Regions from separate parts of the Homo sapiens genome. Here region 1 is linked to region 2. A link is an interaction called in ENCODE POLR2A ChIA-PET data of the cell type or tissue named here. Cell type or tissue: OCI-LY7. All regions are shown on one strand. Links, peaks and the distances in the headings refer to the core of each region. The heading gives the core; the rest is flanking DNA.

What was found. ChIA-PET counts read pairs that join two places held together with the same protein. Peaks named below come from ENCODE experiments on the same cell type or tissue, not always from the same donor. Only the 100,000 strongest peaks of a DNase experiment are listed, where the experiment ranks them.
Region 1: POLR2A ChIA-PET joins it to region 2 with 5 read pairs; 6 of 35 experiments call an interaction of 5 or more read pairs at or near these places.

Annotation. Positions count from the first base shown.
Region 1 is chr4:140,865,817-140,871,171 of GRCh38, forward strand. It overlaps RNF150 (ring finger protein 150), which reads right to left. Exons shown (of 7, transcript NM_020724.2): 7 at 1-2,563. The coding sequence ends at 2,445. Among named protein-coding and RNA genes, the nearest start is that of TBC1D9, 110 kb to the left of the region's middle. In OCI-LY7, for the core only: no CTCF peak of the experiment used is centred there; no DNase peak of the experiment used is centred there.
Region 2 is chr4:140,741,072-140,746,452 of GRCh38, forward strand. The region is part of intron 1 of TBC1D9 (TBC1 domain family member 9); the gene reads right to left. LOC124900786 (a long non-coding RNA gene) reads left to right here. Exons shown (of 3, transcript XR_007058282.1): 3 at 4,300-4,368. Among named protein-coding and RNA genes, the nearest start is that of TBC1D9, 13 kb to the right of the region's middle. In OCI-LY7, for the core only: CTCF peaks have their summits at 2,360 (motif pointing right) and 2,562; DNase peaks (open chromatin) are centred at 1,530, 2,430 and 3,700; H3K4me3 peaks cover 2,436 bases; H3K27ac peaks cover 2,857 bases.

The sequences.
Region 1 (5,355 bases), core at 356-5,355, 130 kb after region 2:
ACTAAACAATCCAAAGCGCATTCTCTCTCTGGGAATGGAATATAATTTATATTTCTGTTGCTATTGAATTATCCTTCTAATTCCACTGGACTAAACTTAATACCAGTAATACTAAAATTTGTTTTGGGCAAAGCCGACTGAAGGAGGAGTCAGTGGCGCAAGCCTATGCTGACTGTGAAAAATAAACACCTCTGAGATCAAGAATCCCACAGTGAGAGCTAGGATTTGAAGGTATCCAGAGATTGCAAACTCTGTGACTAACAGCAATTTTTAAACAAGGCAAAACAAACCAACTCCTACTTGGACTTAAAACTTCAATCATTTAGATTTTCATTCTCAGCACCATAGTTGTGCCAAGTCTCAAAGGCTGTTATTACATGATACATGTCAAGTAACTCTACCTCCCCAAGCTACGAAGCCTGATTGCCACAAGTCATAGCTATCTGCAAAAATGGATCCTGCCTCTGAAAGACTCATCTGTGGTCCCACAGCCAGAGGAGCTTGGGGACTCATGTTATTAAACCCTTCACATTATAGATGAAGAAGCCGAGGCTTAGTAAAGCGTGTGGTTCATCTAGGATTCTCGATTCAGAGCTCTCTTCATTCCTCCCTGCCTCTTTTCCCACACATAGAGAGTGGATTTCATTACAGGAAGCATTGGACTCCTAGGGAGATGCAACCTTTCTGAGGGTAATAATCATCTGCCTTGCCTTACTGTCTACTTACAAACCATCAAATAGGAAATTGGTAAAGGTGGTGAAAAAGGAGCAGCTAGTATTCTCCGTTGACCTGCACACCATGTTTCAGCAGGCGGCAAGGATTTACAGCAGAACCAAACTCTTTTTGAATGAGTATTAGTCTAATGAGGTGGAAAAGTCCCCATCAATACATAAAAACAACTCAGTGAGAAAAGCTTTCTTTCCTGGTTAATCCAAGCCGCAGCCTGGTGTTTGCCAGCTGTGTAGAGATAAGGTGATCCGTCTGATTGTTCAGAGACGCTATCAATGACCTTAGTCATCTCTGTATCTGGATAGTCTGAATATATTACAAAATTGCCCACTGAAAAAATAGCACATTTCTGTCATAGTTACAAAAGATGAATAAAAACAGAAACAGTTTAAAAACACCATTGGGTTTCAGTATTTACTTGATACCTCTTTTCCTTTCCCTCTTACTTTGTCTATTTCAGTCAGGATAAACGATCTAGCAAATTCTCATGCTGCATACTTTTTGGTTCAAATGATACAGCAAATCACACCTCATTCCTCACTTGGTATCTGGACACACTCAGGGAGCCCTGGGAAGCAATCTGCTAGGGATTCACCTAAATCCTCCCACATGGTCTGGTGAGATTCAACAGAAGTGTGTCGAAATTAAGGTAAAAGCTAGGTGCTACTGCAGCCCCCACTATGTTTGCCATTGGACTTAAAAATGATTGGCTTTTCTCTAAAGCCTCCATTTTTTACAGAACCCACTTACAGAGGTAAGAAAAAAACTGTTCTAGCCCAGGGGAAACCAATGCAACTGGCATTTTGTTTTCAATAGGAAGAAAATGTGGTATCTGGTTTTAAAACCAGCCCTACAACCACCAAAGACTGGATGCCTTGGAGGGGACTTCTGAGTTCAGAATTTCAGCCAAAGACTGTAAGACCCAGAAGAATGAAACGGCTTCCCTAGAGCTCCCTTCTCATGTCACGTGGGCCCTTAATCAAGCCCGGCAAGTGGAAGCAAGTGTGATGTGGCTTAAAATAACCAGCAGTGGCCTCAGCAGATTTAGGGCTTAGTGTTGGGGTCTCTGGCAGCTGGGGTTTTTAAAGGCCCACTTAGAAGAACTTAGATTCTTAATGAAAGCTGGCCTTAGTCCATTTCAGGGTGCTGAGGCACTTCTCAAAGCCATGCACACTTCATGCTGGGAGGTCAAGACCACATATCTCAGAGATGGAATACAAACTGATCATAGCAGGAACTGGTGCTTCTAAACAGAAACCTATACAAAAGCTGGAGTGCATCAAAGGAAAAACAAAGGAATAGATGGAAAGTAAACTACAAATAATCTTTAAAAAAATTGCCAAAGAAATCAAACAACATGCCAAAAACAAGAATGATGAGACATGGAAAGAATTGAAATGAAACTAAGAAATCCTAAAGGTGGCCTTTCAGTCTCTGTTTTAGGAGCTTCTGAAGTGTATGTCTACATGGACATAGGAGTGGAAATCAGCTTTCAACTTCCCAGCTGCCAAGGCCACAGACTGCCATACCGATGGAGAAACTGCATCCTGATTGACAAGACTTTGGATATTGCTTTTCGTCAGCATTCTTGAACGGAGCGCCCTGGAGTTGCCAAGGTGATCTGGAGGTGTGTGTGTGCCTGGTCCAAGTCTTGGAGCACTCTTCCCTTCCTTTCCCTTGGGTCCTACTATCTCTTTGCTTCTGGATTTGTCGTTTCAAGATTTCACTTCTTCACAGTCCTGGTCAGTGGAAAGTTCTACATCAGACAGTCCAACCTCCATTGCCATGATCAAGGAAATGTCAGAATCACTGCTTACAGCTGGCTCCTGCTCACCTGGGAGGAGAAAGCAAAGTTCACAGTGAACACCGAGCTATGTCTTTGCATGCTGCTTATTTCAGTACAATTGCTTGTAATAACATTTCTTTAAAGGCCAAGAGAAGGTATTAGAAAAATTGGGTATTCTGTAAAAACTCTAGTTAAAGCCTCATCTCACATGGGCCAAAAAGTTAAATGCAAACAAAAGAAACTAGAATAATAAAATATATCATCTAAGGATATGTCTTAGTAGGAAAATATATATCTACCGTAAGTTGGGCAAGAAATTCTATTTAGAAAAGTAATTGGGTAATTTACAGAAGAAAAGATTGTTACATATGCGTAACATTTAAAATGTTACACACATGTAAAATAAAATCAAAAGGCATATCAAACTCAGGAATTTGCAAAAAATTTCACAAAGGTTTCTATTCTTAACATATAGAAAGCTTTTAAATCAATAAGAAAAACAGTTCAATAGAAAAATGGACAAAGGTTACCATTACACAATTCACGGAAGAGTGTAATATAAATGACCAATAAATATAAGGTAAAAATAAGATATCCTTTTTTGTCTATGTAATCTTCACTCTTTAAAAAAGACAAGATAATATTACAGTTAAGGGTACACTGAGGTAGGTAGGTACATGATACATTGCATATAGAACTGTAAAATTTTCACTCAGTAATTTCATTTCCAGGATGTATTATAGAGAAATAACTGGAGATGCAAAACTATTCAATTAAGCATGATTTACAGTAGCAAAACATTGCAAGTAACTTAAAGTCCAACAATAGAGAACATCTGAATAAACCTATTACTTCTAAAGGACAATGTTGTTATAACCATTAAAATGATGTTTTCAAAGAATTTGTAGTTACATGAGAAGACGTTCACAGTATACTGTTAAGTGAAAACAGAAATATTTAAAGCTTTGTATGCAATGGGGTCAACAGAGAAAGTTAAATGGAAGCAAAGAAACCAAAAATGCTAACGAGAGTCATCTCTAGTGTTGGGATTTATATTCATTTTCTGTTAACATTTTTTTTCAGTTCTCCCAAATACTCTTCAATGAACATACATCACTTACTCATTCAAGACATTATCTACCGTGTCCCTACTGCACACTAAGGATTATGCTAGAGGCTATGGATATAGGGGAGATTAAGACAATCCCTATCCTGAAGGAGCTCATTGTCTGGTGGGCAGGTTGACCATTTACTAGGCAATTACAACACAGTGAGATAAGCACCAGGATGGAAGATGTACCAGGTATTACAGGAGCAGGTAAGAGGGCTATGTAACCATATACTGGGTGCAATGTCTAAACTGAGTCCTAAAGGATAATCTGTATTATAGCCAGATGAATAAGAAGAAATAATCCTTTAAGCAACAGCATGTACAGGTGGCTGGAGGTGATAGGGAGCTGTGGGCAGGCAGATATCAGAGGGTTTTTAATTTGACTGGAATGCAGAGTCAAGCTGGGGAATATGGACAGAGGAGGCCAGAGAGCTGAGCTGCATAAAGGCAGCTTTCAACCCAAAAGGTCTTGTACTTTCTCTTACTTTGCAGAAGAAATATGCAATTAAAAAAACCAACAAAAATGTATAAGTACTAAAGAATAATAATGGTTATAATACTTTTGTTCTGATAATCGCTAATGTAATTTTTTCATGATGTGGCACAGTTAAGAAAAATACCTGAGTTTCATGAAGGACAGTGAATTCCTAAGATGTTTTCAAGGAGACAAATAAGAGAACAAACAAAGAATTATGGCCTGAAAAATCAGTTTTATAGAAATGGGGTATTTCACAGGGAAATATCCAACCTGAAGACTTAGCTCTTATCCGTTTCCTAGATCCACAATTGCAGGAAGTTCATAGCAATGTAACAGATCAATGGTTAAATGAAAACCCTGGAAGCAGCTCTATAAAGATACAAGTCTTTGGTATTTAAAAACAGTGGCATTCAACAAATAGTCAAGAAAACTAGTCATTTAGAAAAAAGTGAAACTGGATCTGTGCCTCACACTTCACTACAAAATACATTCTAAGCTTGCTATATATGATCTCCCATCTTCATTTTGTGCGTGTATGTGTGTGTGTGTGTGTGTGTGTGTGTGCACTTCCTTTTCATTTATCTTCTCCAGAGCCACCTGGTGCCTTTGATCCCTGACCTTCGGGAAATTCTCAAGTGCAAATTACGGTGGTTCTCCCTTTCCCCATGCCTGATTTGTGCTTGTTTTCTCAGCAGGGTCGTGGCGTGCTGTTGTGCAGGGTGTGTACAGCACCACTCCACAGCACAGCTTCACTCTGGAGTCTGAGTGAGCAGTGGCTCCTGAAGTGGGGCAGGACACAACCCACACAGCCAGATGCAGGGGCTTGCTGTGTCTCTAGTCTACTAAGTCATGGACCATTCATCTGTTTTTTGCAGTTGCCTAAATTTTGTTATTGTCTCTTCTTGCATTTTCCCTGTCCATGTCGTGCTCTGTCTTTAAAAAAAAAATCCCTTCACTGTGGTTTTTGTGGAATTTCAGGAGAGACTGGGAGTGGCTTCATATGGCAGGTCCACTCTTTTTACTCAGTGCTCTCCTTAAACATCATTTTTACAATAAGAATTCTCTCTCTCTCTCTCTCTCTCTATATATATATATATGTATACACACACACACACACACTTTATACTTATGAGAACTGGGAATCTATCTGACTTGATACTATATTCTAGCATCTGCTATTAGTAACTGCATGTGTTATTTTGTAAAAATTGTTTTTCTCCTTTAGGGCTAAAGTTTAATTGCCTAGAAAAT
Region 2 (5,381 bases), core at 67-5,066:
GTCAGTCATACCTCATTATAATCTCCTCCCTTTGGAATTCCAGAAAAACTGACCAGTATTAACATTAAAACAGAGATCTGAAGACTTACAAAACAGATTCTTTGTAGGAAGAAGATACCAAACTCCAACGTGACTCTAGTATAGCATTACATGAGAAATAGCAGGCCCTAAAGAAAGAAATTGAAGTATTTTACCCCAAAATATTTCTTTGACATATTTAAAGTGGCCCTGCAAAGCTATCTCTTGTGGGGGAAATCTACATTTTGCAGAGAATCCCTTTCCCTTTCCAAATCTCCTCCAGATCCAGAAGAGATTTAATTAAGAATCTAGCACCTTTTAAGATCTGATCAGAGACATTTATCAGGCCAGGTGTGGTGCCTCACGCCTGTAATCCCAGCAATTTGGGAGGCTGAGACAGGCGGATTGCTTGAGCTCAGGAATTCAAGACCAGACTGGGCAATGTGGTGAAACCCTGTCTGTACAAAAAAATACAAAAATTAGCTAGGTGTAGTGGCATGTGCCTGTAGTCCCAGCTACTTGAGAGGCTGAGGTGGGAGTATGGCTTGAGTCCAGGAGGCAGAGGATGCAGTGAGCAGAGATCATGCCAATGCACTCTAGCCTAGGCGGCAGAGCCAGACCCTGTCCAGATAAAAACAAAAACAAAACAGAGACATTTACCATCTTTCTCGCTAAAGCCTGCTATCTGGAGGCTTCATCTACATAATAAAAATCTTGATCTCCACAACCCCTTATCTTAACCCAGAAACTCCTTTCTATTGATTCCAAGTCTTTAGACAATAACTTAACTCTTCCAATCAATTGCCAATCAGAAAATCTTTGAATCCACATATGACCTGGAAGCCCCCTCCCTTTTGAGTTGTCCTACCTTTCCAGACCAAACCAATGTACACCTTACATGGGTTGGTTCACGTCTGCCTGTAACTTGTGCCCCTAAAATGTACAAAATCAAGCTATAACTCAATGACCCCGGGCACATGTTCTCAGGTCCTCCAGAGGCTGTGTCATGGGTCATGGTCCTTACATTTGGCTCAATAAATCTCCTTAAATATTTTACAGAGTTTGGATTTTTTCATCAACAAAGCTAACAGCAAAACTGTGACATGCCATTTGAAATCAACTAGAAGCCAGTGGCAATTGCAGAACACCTTAAAAAATGACTCGCCGGGCACAGTGGCTCACACCTGTAATCCCAGCACTTTGGGAGGCTGAGGCAGGTGGATTATGAGGTCAGGAGTTTGAGACCAGCCTGGCCAATATGGTGAAACCCCGTCTCTACTAAAAATACAAAAATTAGCTGGGCATGGTGGCGGGCATCTGTAGTCCCAGTTACTCAGGAGGCTGAGGCAGGCTAATTGCTTGAACCTGGGAGGTGGAGGTTGCAGTGAGCCGAGATTGCACCACTGCATTCCAGCCTGGGCAACAGAGTGAGACTCTGTCTCAAAAAAAAAAAAAAAAAAAAAAAAAGACTGACTCATCCACTGGGCTTTTTAGAATGCACATCTGACAAGAAAAGAAAACAAAGAAAAGCAGAAGGTGGGTTATTGACTTCTTCACAGTTCTCTAGTTTCACTAGTAGAGGATGTTTTCAAATTACAAATTTCTAGTAACTATACATACACACACTCCCCACAAACCCCCAAAGAGAAAAGGTGACCCCTCCTCCTGTCTTTCCCACTCCAGTCCTCTCCCTGGTGATTCCAGTTTGCCATTCTCAGAGAGGACTATTTGTGCAAGAAGGAAACAGAAGAGAAAAGAGAGAAGAAAGAAGGTGCAGGGGCAGGGGAGAGAGGAGGAGCAGGAGGAGGAGGAGGAGGAGGAGAAAGAGAAAGAAAGAAACTACCTTTTACTGGTAGAGCTTTCAAAATGTACATACAGTATCAGGAAGGGAGGAAAAGGAAGGGAAGGAAGGAGAGAGAAAGGAAGGGATGGAGGGAGGGAGGAAGGAGGAAAGGAAGGAGGGAAGGACAGATGGAAGGAGTTACGTAGAAACAATTTAAGGTTGCTGATCAAAAATTATCTTCTCCAAAAAGCCTGAGTATTTGACTTAATGTTGTCAAACTGCCTAAATATCAGACAGATATCCATTTGCTTTAACAGCATCCTTCAGAAAATGTAATGTCTCTGTAAACTGCAGAACTCTTCCATTACTCACACATTGCTGTGAATTAGAGCCAGTTGCCTCCTAATACCTACATGAGATCATCACCAAGGGAGGACAATGATGGGACAATCATCTATGAATGGTTCTTTATGTTTCCTGTATTTTACATGACTTATCTCAGATTCTTCATAACGGGTGCTAAAACGTTATTAAGCCACATTTTAAATAAGGGAATTAAGCTCAGAGAGGAAGAGAAACTTTGCAAATCACATGTCCAACAGGTGGAGCTGTGATTTGAATCCAGCTGTCTGCTTACTAAGTGAAGGACTAAAGAGTAGAAGTCAGTGAGGGAGGCAGAGAACACAAAGACGCTGTGCAAAGAGCCACCCTCAGGGCTTTTGTCTGTGGCATTCCCTGCACACTGCTGTGCCATGAAGCAGGCATGGGCTTCCACCTCCAAGACTCAGAACTCAAGGTGGTACCTACCACAGCTGTTGGCATTGTAAGCTGCCTAGGTCCACATAATTACAAATCCTGTTCTGTACATAACTACAAAACAGGCTTTTGTGGTCAGGCCTGGGAACCATATCACAATTCACAATCTGACTCTTCATAAAGTGGGTCCTCTCTGTGCATGAGGAAGGCAAAGCAGAAAGGATATGCAGTGTCCCTAGAGCAGCAGGTCTGCCTCAACCTTTCAAATTCCTCAAATTTCTAGGACGCTTGGAGTAAATTTTTTCTTGCCTAGTTTTTGTGGCCAGTTTACAAACACCCAGAAGTTGTTAAATGTCATGTCAAATCCTGCACAAATTATAAGCATTCATTCCCACGGTTTCTTTGTAGAATAAATCAGTCTCAAGAGAAATTGGTATGGACAATGGAATTCTGTGAACAAAATTATCTTAAAGTTGATAATAATAATGGGATGGAGGTGGGGGGGATTCATGGGACAAGCAAGCAAAATCTGCTTTTGTCTGGTCATGTTTCCTGTCAGCAGCATTTTCCTATTAATAATATGTATTATGAGCCAACTCCACACACAGCTATAGACTACTGCCCACCCCAACACATAGAAGTCACCAATATAAACCAAAAATAAAATTCTGACCCCCCAACTGACTGAATGGACCCTTTCTCTCAGCCAAGGGAACTTCAAAGAAACCAAAAAACTAGTTCAGGCCATGATGGGAAGGTGGGTTTTCAGACATGCTTCATTATACCCTTCTCCCTTTCAAATTCAGGCACAACTGACCAGCATTAACATTAAAACAGAGATCAGGTCACTTTTCTGATCCTAAAGAGATTAGCTAGGTGTCTAGCACCTTTTAAAGGTCTGAGTAGAAAACACTTGCCATCTATTCCCACTAAGGGCATCCACCTGTGAGACCTCATCTACGTAAGAGCCTTGGGGCCCTGGCTGTGGCTCACACCTGTAATCCCAGCAATTTAGGAGACCAAGGTGGGTGGATCACCTGAGGTCAGGAGTTTGAGACCAGCTTGACTAACATAGTGAAACCCCGTCCCTACTAAAAATACAAAATTAGCTGGGTGTGGTGGCACACACCTGTAGTCCCAGCTACTTCAAAGGCTGAGACAGGAGAATCGCTTGAACCTGGGAGATAGAGATTGCAGTAAGCCGAAATCTTGCCACTGCACTCCAGCCTGGGTGACAGAGCAAGAGTGTTTAAAAAAAAAAAAAAAAAAAAAAAAAGAATCTCAGTCTTCACAACCCCTTACCTTTACCCAGTCACTCCTTTCTATTCACAACTCCTATCTTAACCCAGTCACTCTTTTCTATTGATTCCAGATCTATAGATAATAACTCTTTAAACCAATTGCCCATCAGAAAATCTTTCAATCCACCTGTTACCTGGAAGCCCCACCTCTTTGAGTAGTCCTGTCTGCCCAGACAAAACCAATTACACCTTACATATACTGATGTCTTATGTCCATCCCCCTAAAAAGTATAAATCCAAACTATAACCCAGCCACCTTGGACACCTTGGACATGTTCTCAGGACCTCTTGAGAATGTGCCTTGGACCACAGTCACTCATATTAGGCTCAGAATAGACTTCTTTAAATATTTTACAGAGTTTGATTCTTTTCATTGACACCAATTATAACATTAAGTTCCATTAGGAGCTAACATAAATTTTAACTGCTTTTGTATTACAGTTGACCTTTAAACAACATGGGTTTGAACTGCCTGGATCTACTCACACAGGGATTTTCTTCAGCCTCTGTCACCTGAGACAGCAATACCAATCCCTCCAACTCCTCTTCCTCAGCCTACTCAACTTTGTGAAGACGATGAGGACAAAAACCTTTATGATGAACCACTTCCATTTAATGAACAGTAAATATACTTTCTTTTCCTTAGGATTTTCTTAATAACACTTGCTTTTCTAGCTTGCTTTATAATAAGACTGCAGTATATAATACATATAACAAAAAATATGTGTAATCAACTGTTAATGTTATCAGTAAGGCTTCTGGTCAACAGTAGGTTATTAGGAGTTAAGTTTTGGGGGAGTCAAAAATTATACAGATTTTTGACTGCATGGGGGATTGGCATCCCTAACCCCCTGTGTATTTATAAATAAATACACAAGCACTACTAGTTGCAACTTTACTAATACAGTACTTACAAGCTGGCAAGATGAAAGCATTTATCCTAAAAACATACACCTCCTAACCAGTCAGGGCTTCATGAATATCACTTTGTTATTTCTCATACATTTCTGGGAATTATTTGGTTGTTTGATTATAAAATGGAAAGTCTCCCTAGTTGTGGAGGTCTCCACTGAATGCACTATGTCAAATTCCTGGACAGTCCAATGCTCTAACTCAGATGGAACAATTTGATATGGACTTAATTAGTCTGCACTCTTACCATCTCCATGCCTATGTTCTCAAATCTCCCGAATTTGTTCACCCATGTTTCATCTCAAGGTTAATAATGTGACCCAACAAAAACTGGCTTTTTCTTTTAAATCTTTGTAAAGTTCAGCGCCCTAAACATAGTTGATACACAAACACATTTCTGAGAGAACAGCTTACTGAAGGAATCACACATTTGATTTTGTATAACGAGAAACTGTCTCCATCTCTTGAGATATTTTAACTTGAAGCCCCTACGTTCTAATTCACCTGAGATCCATTAAACTCCTAAAATTGCATGCAATTTTTTGGAGTGCTTTCATTTTTCTCAAGGTAGAGTCCATAGCTTTTATTAGATTTTCAAATGGGGGGTGGTT